2 separate regions of the Mus musculus genome follow, and region 2 is linked to region 1. A link is a loop called in an ENCODE intact Hi-C map of the cell type or tissue named here. Cell type or tissue: heart. All regions are shown on one strand.

Region 1 (4,000 bases):
AACAACCGAGTGTTCTTCATATTCTTGCGCACAGTTGTCAAAACTCATCAAGTTGCATCAGACCTATTCATATAGCTTCCCTATAAGGTCTTTCTTACATCACACACACACACACCCCAATGACCACCCCCACAATAGTGATTAGTAAAATAAAGCCTGCATGTTTGGGGTCTGGAAAGACAGATCCGCTGTTGCTCTTGGCCCCACAATCACAAGGACCAGATTTTGGATTCCAGGGCCCCTGCAGAAGATGGGGGCTTCCTGCAAAAGCCTGGAACACTAGCCCGGAGGGGAAGTGCAGACAGGAACAGGAAGACAGCTCGAATAGTCTAGCTTCCAGACTAGCTGAGAGAGTCTGAGCCTCAGGTTCAGGGAGAGACTCTGCCTCAAAGGAATAGGCAGAATGGCACACCGGAATATCTTATGGACATTAATAACACTCAGGCATGTGCTTCTATGCACACAAGTGTGCATGCACTCACACAGGCACAGATACGCACATTAAATACATTAAAATAATAAATAAAACCTTTTAAGAATAACTCCTCTATAGCTAATTTCACTGAAACAAAACCAATTAATTTAGCAATTCTTGAGTAACTACTCGTCAGTGCAAATAGTCAGGGATTCATCTTGATCATATTTGGAATCTGGTACCAAACCACAAGCTAAGAAACCTTTCACATGCATAACTTTAAGAAAGGTCAGATAAGTTTTCTTTGGGATGACATTGCACCCCTAAGCATTCCTCAGAGTTCGGTGATGTTTTTCTAGACAAGGCTTTGCCATGGAAATTTCCACAGTCATCCGGAACTAGTCCAGTGTCCAAGGAGGTCATGTGGGGTCACGGAGACAGTTGTAGAATTTTGTACTCTCACAGATTTTCCATTTCTAAAAGAACCTTTCTCAGAATTGCTTATGATTCTCTCTCCCTGAAAGGCCTTGCCAAATGTGTTCCAAAACTTATTCAAAGACTCCAAGGCAGAAGAGCCCATGGGAAAGGCAGCCCTAGAGATTTTATTCTTTTTAATCCCTTAAGAGTAAATTGGGGATATTCTTAGCTCTTGTTGCTCTGGTGTCATAAAAGAAACATCAGCGCAACAGCCAAAAATGAGTAAAAATAATTTGTTTACAAGCTTCTCTGGGAGGTCATGAAGGAGAATTCCATGTACACAACTTAAAAAAGGAATCCTAATTTATTGTCTAAAATGACTTCAGGTGACTGGCGTCTTCCCTCTCTACTTTTACCTCCTGAATACTCCCAAACCACTTCTCCCAAATTCACCTCCCAGCCTTTTTCCACCTTAATTCTTGGGATATGGGGCTCCTGGGAGACTCCTATCTCAGACTCCGAGGTACTTGGATGTGGTTTTGCCTTTCATGTAGGCACAGGGCCAAAGAAGCGGCCAGCAGTTGTTAATCAACCCAATACAAGGGTTCAGACCAGAGACCTACACTGGGAAAGTTAACGCCAAACTCTTCCAGGATGGAGTATGTTGCCCATCTTGTATGAGGGGTAGTCCCATGCTTGCCAAATCTCTCCCCAGTCACTCTCCCTGAAATAAGACCATAATGCAGCAATTATCTGGGGATCTAGTGTCTCCAGGAAAAATGGAATACAAGACGTTCTGGGAACTTGTGACTCCTTCAGCGAATACTCTGGGAATTACAAAGCCTCCTCCCTGTGGGCTGCAGCACAGGGCAGGTAGGGAAAGGTGCTTGTTGTGGTTTGAATGTGGATGTCAGTCCATAGGCACCTATGTTTGAACACTTGGTCCCCAGCATGGGGCGCTGTTTGGGATGATCGCAGAACCTTTAGGGGTAGAGCCTTGCTGTGGGATGAGGTCATTTGTGCTTTTCTCGCCAAACCCTTCTGCTCCCAGGAAGAGACCTCTATATGTAGTAACAAGATCAAGGAGCACAGACATGGCTCCGTACTTCTTACCCTAACTGCCATCCTCCTTACATGGTTTTATGGCTTCGCCTCCACTCCTCAGATAGAAAAGCTTCCCCTTGATTTTTTTTAACAGTTTTATTTTTAGAAACAAAATGAAACTAGAATTAATTGTGCCTTGAATTCTTCTGTGCCCCTTGAATTAAACAGCAATATTGACAGTTGAAGCGTTCTCGGGAGGCAAGTGGTTCTTTTATCAATAAGACAGCGCCCCTAAATGGAGGACGACCAGAGAGCTCCCAGTGGCAGGCATTCAAACCTCCTGAAGAGACAGACTGGGCTGGAGAAGTGAGCCCTCTAGCGGTGCTGATGCTTTCTGTCGACTGTCACACAGCAGATAGTTAAGGTTGAGGGGGAACTTCTGGCTGCTGCACCCTACTTTCTGTCTGTACTCCCTGCCCAGCTACTCTTGTCTTCCAGCGCACACTGAGCAGACCCTTCGTGCTTTGGAACGTGCCTTCAGAGTGCTTTGTATTTTTACTCGGGATCTAGTCGGTAGCCCGAGGAAAGGTAGGCTGGGAGACAGTAGCGTTGGTTTATCTATGATATTTAAGATGAGAACGATAGGGACTCCTGTGCCCTAGGTAAATGACTCCAAAGGAGGGCTCCCTAAGAAAGTGGACAGAGTTTGAGAAAGGAGTCGTTAAGGAAATGTTTTGTCTGTAGCTCAGCCAACGCTGAGTAAGGGCTTCTTCTCCCTGCTGCCTCCTGCTTTTCCATATACTGGGAGTGAGAAGGGAGGTTAGAAAACACTCACCAAGCATGGTGTCTGCGGGACAGGTATTGACTGAACTATATAAGGGACTCATGAGTGTAACAAGAGTGTGAGTCGCCGGGCGTGGTGGCCCACGCCTTTAATCCCAGCACTCGGGAGGCAGAGGCAGTCGGATTTCTGAGTTCGAGGCCAGCCTGGTCTACAAAGTGAGTTCCAGGACAGCCAGGGCTACACAGAGAAACCCTGTCTCGAAAAAAAAAAGAAAAAAGAAAAAAGAAAAAAGAGTGTGAGTCACCTGATGAACAGTCTGGCTTTTGCCTGAGAGCCATCCTCTTCCTCATCAGATCAGATAAGAAAGCCAAGGTCAGGGTTGTCTCCAGACCAAATCAATGGTTGGGCCTTACAGAAAGTGTGTGTGTGTGTGTGTGTGTGTGTGTGTGTGTGTGTGTGTGTTTGGGTATGTGAAAGACGATTCAGTAGAACATGATGAATATTGTTTAACATGATCAAATGCTCTGAGAGTGATAGACTCATAAAAAAGAAACTGATCTTTCTGCGCCCTTTCTGTGAATTGTGGAAAACCCTGAGTTCTCCAAGTTCAGAAATCTTCCTTCCATGTCAGAGAGATGTAACCTCCAGGAGACAGGTTGCCCCCACTCCCCATCTGACAGCTGTCACTTTCAGGGAGATGTCTCATCTGTCTAAGCCATCTGGGTACCAGGCAGTGTTTATTGATGTTGTGGTTCAGTTCAGATCATTATCTGTGAAGTTAGAGCACCCAGGTCCCTCTGCTTGGATTTTTAAGATATGTAATAACAGACCTAATTTCTGAACTCCACTTTGTGTATATTACCTCCAATGCTCTGTGCAGCCACAAAGGGAAGATATTCTCAACTGGCTTCATACAGTTAGAGACTGAGGTCCCAAGAGGTCAGGCTACCCAAACCGCATTTTCATAGTGGGGGGAACTGAAAGCCAGGAGTCTAATGGCTGCCTTTATGTTTATCCTTTTTTTAAAAATTCCCTTTTACCTTCGTGAAATTATTTTAAATAGAAAACTCACTGTGTAATACAGAACAAAGAGAATGAGGACAGAGTGTGAATCTCCAATGCTCTTGAAACAAAAAGCTAGAAATAAGCATACAAACCACCCTGTTCCCTTTCTGACCTGCTTCTCTTAGTGACTGTCACCATCTGAGCCAATTCCACATGTTTCTGATTCTTGATGTCCGCTCAGTTCCCAAGAGCCACAATACTCTGGCATTCATACTCCCTCTCCACTAACGTTCAAGACTCCCATACAACTCAGCAACTGTCCACCTCTGTGGCAA
Region 2 (4,000 bases), 61 kb after region 1:
GAAAAAAAAAAAAAAAAAAAAAAAGCCAGGCACATTCCTTTATCCCAGCACTCAAGAGGCAGAGGCAGTCAGATCTCTGAGTTTAAGGCCACCCTGGTCTACAGAATGAGTTCCAAGATGGCCAGGACTACACAGAGAAACCCTGTCTCAAAAAACCAAACCAAACCAAGCCCAAACCAACCAAACAACACCCCACAGAAAAACAATAAAAAAACAAAACAAACAAACCAAAAAGCCAAAAGAAGGCCTATAATAGTAAACCTACAAAATTGATTTTTTTTTTAAAGCTTCAATTTTCTTTTTTTTTTTAATATATTTTTTGAGTGCAGGTGTTTGGTCTGCATATAAGTCTATGTACCACCTGTGACTGTCACTCACAGAGGCCATGAGATCCCCTGGGACTATAGTTACAGATGTTTGTGAGCTGTCATGTGGGTGCTAAGTAGGTTATAAAGAGCCCCAGGTCCTTTGGAAGAGCAGCTGGTGCTCTTAACTGTTCTCTTCTGCCCCACAAAAACAAAATCTCAACTATTACATGTGTGTGTGTGTGTGTGTGTGTGTGTGTGTGTGTGTGTTAATTCCTTTTCCCTATTTATTATTTCCTATAGTGTTTACTATGAATAACAAGATTGTATTTTTTTGATGTACAGATTTTATTTTTTTTTCAACAGGAATTGTATTATAAAATGTCATGTCAAACTTTTAATCAACCCACACATGGTGTTGCTATCTGATTTCTTTATGTTTATCTGCCACAAGCTGGTACTTTATTCCAGGCTTGCATTTTCAAGCTTTCAGAATTTTTAAAATTTTTTAAATTTTTATTATTTATTTATTTATTTGGCTTTTCGAGACAGGGTTTCTCTGTATAGCTCTGGCTGTCCTGGAACTCACTCTGTAGACCAGGCTGGCCTCGAACTCAGAAATCCCCCTGCCTCTGCCTCCCGAGTGCTGGGATTAAAGGCGTGTGCCACCACGCCTGGCACTTTCAGAATTATTTGAACACTTTCTTGTAAATCAGATTATAATGTTGGTGTGTTCACTTGTGTAAGGTCCACCTCCACAGTTTTATGATGGCTATTCCTGGTTTTCAACTCGACTACATCTGGAATGAACTACAATCCAGAAATGGAGGGCACACAGGATCTTGAGGCTGGAAGACACAGGCTGCTGACCCAGATCTTGACATGGAGATCATGAGACAGCCCAGGCAAGGTAGTGCACAACTTTAATCCCAGGACACTGAGGCAAGCAGTTCTCTGAGTTCAAGGCCAGCCTGGGACAAAGCAAGTTCCGGATCCAGGTGTGGAACTTGAGGACATAAAGACATTGGGAGAAAGAAGATTGACTCACTCCTCGTCACCTTCTTGCACTTACTTGACAGCATCTCTGTTGGAACCGATTTCTTCAGATTGTAGCTTAGACAGAAGACCAGATGAAACAACCTACTTCGTGGGACAGAGCAACTACTAGATTCTTGGGTTTCCCATTCACAGCTGCCCATTGTCAGGTTAGTTGGACTGCAGAGTGTAAATCATTGCAATAAATTCATTTAATATATATAGACAGTCTATAGGTCCTCTGACTATAGAGAACCCTGACTGATACATTTTTCAGCTTGAATTCACCACCACCACCACCCTTTGCGGGGGGGGGGGGGGGTTGTTGTTATTGTTGCTGTTTTTCAAAATAGGGTTTCTGTGTAGTCCTGGCTGTCCTGGAACTCACTATATAGACCAGGCAGGCTTTGAACTCAGAAATCTCTGTCTCTGCCTCTCAAGGGCTGAGATTAAAGGCATGGGTCACAACTGTCCAGCTATAGCTTGAAATAATTTTTACATGCAACCAAAAATATGGGGAAAACATATTTACACAAAGCCCTGGTTTCTCTGACCTTTCTTTTGCCATTTGCTGCATTTTTATTCCAAGCGAGCAAGGTTTATAGTGTTTACATTCTTTCTCTGAAGACCTAGCTCAGTGTGTGTTTTTAATGCTATTAGATTCTGCAACATCTCGCCTGCAAATTTATTTCCACCATTTAGTATATAAGGGAATAGTTGGGAGTGAATACCTGGAGCCTAGTAGGGGATTCGGCTCCTACTCCAAGGTCAGAAGGCACATGAATCTCGAAACCTTGTGCCAATGGCGCCATCTCTTGGCCGGCAGAGAGGAGATGCAATGTAGTCCTCCCGTCAGCAGGGTGCAGTGCGAGCCGGAGAGTGCAGCTTTGCTTCCGCGAGTCACACGCAGGCGCAGACGTGGACTCCCGGCAGCCTCCGCTCTCTTACCCCGCGCGGTGCATCCCTTTGCGGACTCCGTGGAGGCTCGGCGCTGCGGCGGACTCCGGCGGTGGGCGGGCTTCCGCGCAGGGCGGCCGGGCTCCGCGCTGCCGCCGCCGTGGCCCATGGGCACAATCGTCTCGGAAGGCCGGGTGAGTGGCGCCGCGGCGGCCCTGGCAGGCGGTCTGATCCGGAACGTAGACTCGGGTGTGCGCGCCTTCACGGATGCGCTGGACGCGAGGCCGCGGCTCTAGGCCGCGCCGTGAGGGGCGCGGGGATGCGGGCGGGGCACCCCGAGCTGCCCGGGGGGTTCCCAGCCCTCCACGTTGGGCTCCTTCAGCCTGCCACGTTCCACCGGGCCACCTAGATCCCCCCTTCACCAGTCCCGATCCTCTTGACAGTGAAGAAAGTACCTTTCTCCTCTTCATGGCCCATGCCCAGACCAAGTTGTTGGGTCGCAAGACCGCAGTAACCCAGACTGCGTCGGGCCTCAGGAATGGAGAAGCCAAAACACAAACCCCAAAACTTGTTTCCTTCCAGAGCACCTGAAGTGAAGGTTGAGGCCGTTGTCTCACCGGGACAGAGAGTGTCTGTTGTAACCCCCGGCATGCTCAGGCCTGCGCTAAGGGGAGTTTTAGCGTTCATGTCCCTCCGCTAGCTTTCGAGCTTCTTCTGCTTGGACCAGTTGTGCTCTGAATGAGTGCTGCAAGCTCAGTAAGGTGCTTCTCCAGGGGTTAGATCTCTAAGAAGCTCGTTGGAAAACCCAGGCCTGGATTGATCCGAAGAACCAGATTACAAGCTGGAAAGACCTGGAAGAGGAGTTTTATTACAAGTGGAAAGGCTGCACCTATGAGGAAGAGGGAAAGCAAGAGCAGAGAAGCGCTGTAGAGTATTCTGCAGTTTAAGGCTGTGACAGAGGATGAAGAGGGACTTAGAAGGGTGATCAGTCAGACCTTCCTTTGAGAAGTCAGGAAGGGGGGACCATTGACATAAGTTCTTGTTATAATTCTGCTTGTTCTGGGAATAGGTGAGGCCTGTCTCTCTGCAACAGGTGGCTCTTTTAAATCATGGGGACACATTTATACTGGGCTGAGCTGTAAACATTTCGAGATAACAAATTTTAGTAAATATGAGTAATGGAGCCCAGGGTGGCAATATGTCTGGAATTCCAGTGCTTGGAAGGTGCAGGCAGGAGATTAAGAGTTCCGAGGACAAGCCACACGTGGAAATCACATGTGTGATTTCCTACAGGCGTCATTTTTCTCCTACCATATGGGTTCTTGTTGACCCCCTGATTTGTTATTATGTACCTCCTCCCCCCCACCACCTGTCCCCCGCATAAATTTTTCACACATCTTTCCAACAGGGAAGAGTTCCCTCTAGTAGGTCATTCTACAAGTCTTTCAGAACAGTAGAGAAATCTGCTGCGCTGTTTGCTTTAGTTACTCTGGTTAGTTTGTTTTTAACAGTCCCTGGCCAATGGTATCTTGGTAATACGGATGGGAAATGTGAACTATCAGAGATGGCATAGCTACACACGGAAGGGTATAAATGATTCGGTAAAACATCATTAAGTCCTGAGTATAAGATATGATTGTGGTGTGGATCAAGCTAACAGAGGTAGACTTTTAGACTTGTGATGGTTACTCTTGGTTAGCTACATCTGGAATCTACTAAAACCCAATGGCTGGCCACACCTGTGAGGGATTTTTATTTATTTA

Evidence for each region. Hi-C counts contacts between places; a loop is a spot of excess contacts. Peaks named below come from ENCODE experiments on the same cell type or tissue, not always from the same donor. Only the 100,000 strongest peaks of a DNase experiment are listed, where the experiment ranks them.
Region 2: a loop joins it to region 1, with 5 times the contacts of the local background. A loop is called at or near these places in 13 of 42 quality-filtered maps.

Annotation. Positions count from the first base shown.
Region 1 is chr2:11,662,399-11,666,398 of GRCm38, reverse strand. All of the region lies in intron 1 of Il2ra (interleukin 2 receptor, alpha chain), which reads right to left. Among named protein-coding and RNA genes, the nearest start is that of Il2ra, 22 kb to the right of the region's middle. In heart, a CTCF peak has its summit at 2,234; DNase peaks (open chromatin) are centred at 858 and 2,228; H3K4me3 peaks cover 798 bases.
Region 2 is chr2:11,601,516-11,605,515 of GRCm38, reverse strand. It overlaps Rbm17 (RNA binding motif protein 17), which reads left to right and starts at 2,317. Exons shown (of 12, transcript NM_152824.1): 1 at 2,317-2,431. In heart, a CTCF peak has its summit at 2,185 (motif pointing left); a DNase peak (open chromatin) is centred at 2,235; H3K4me3 peaks cover 1,819 bases; H3K27ac peaks cover 1,475 bases.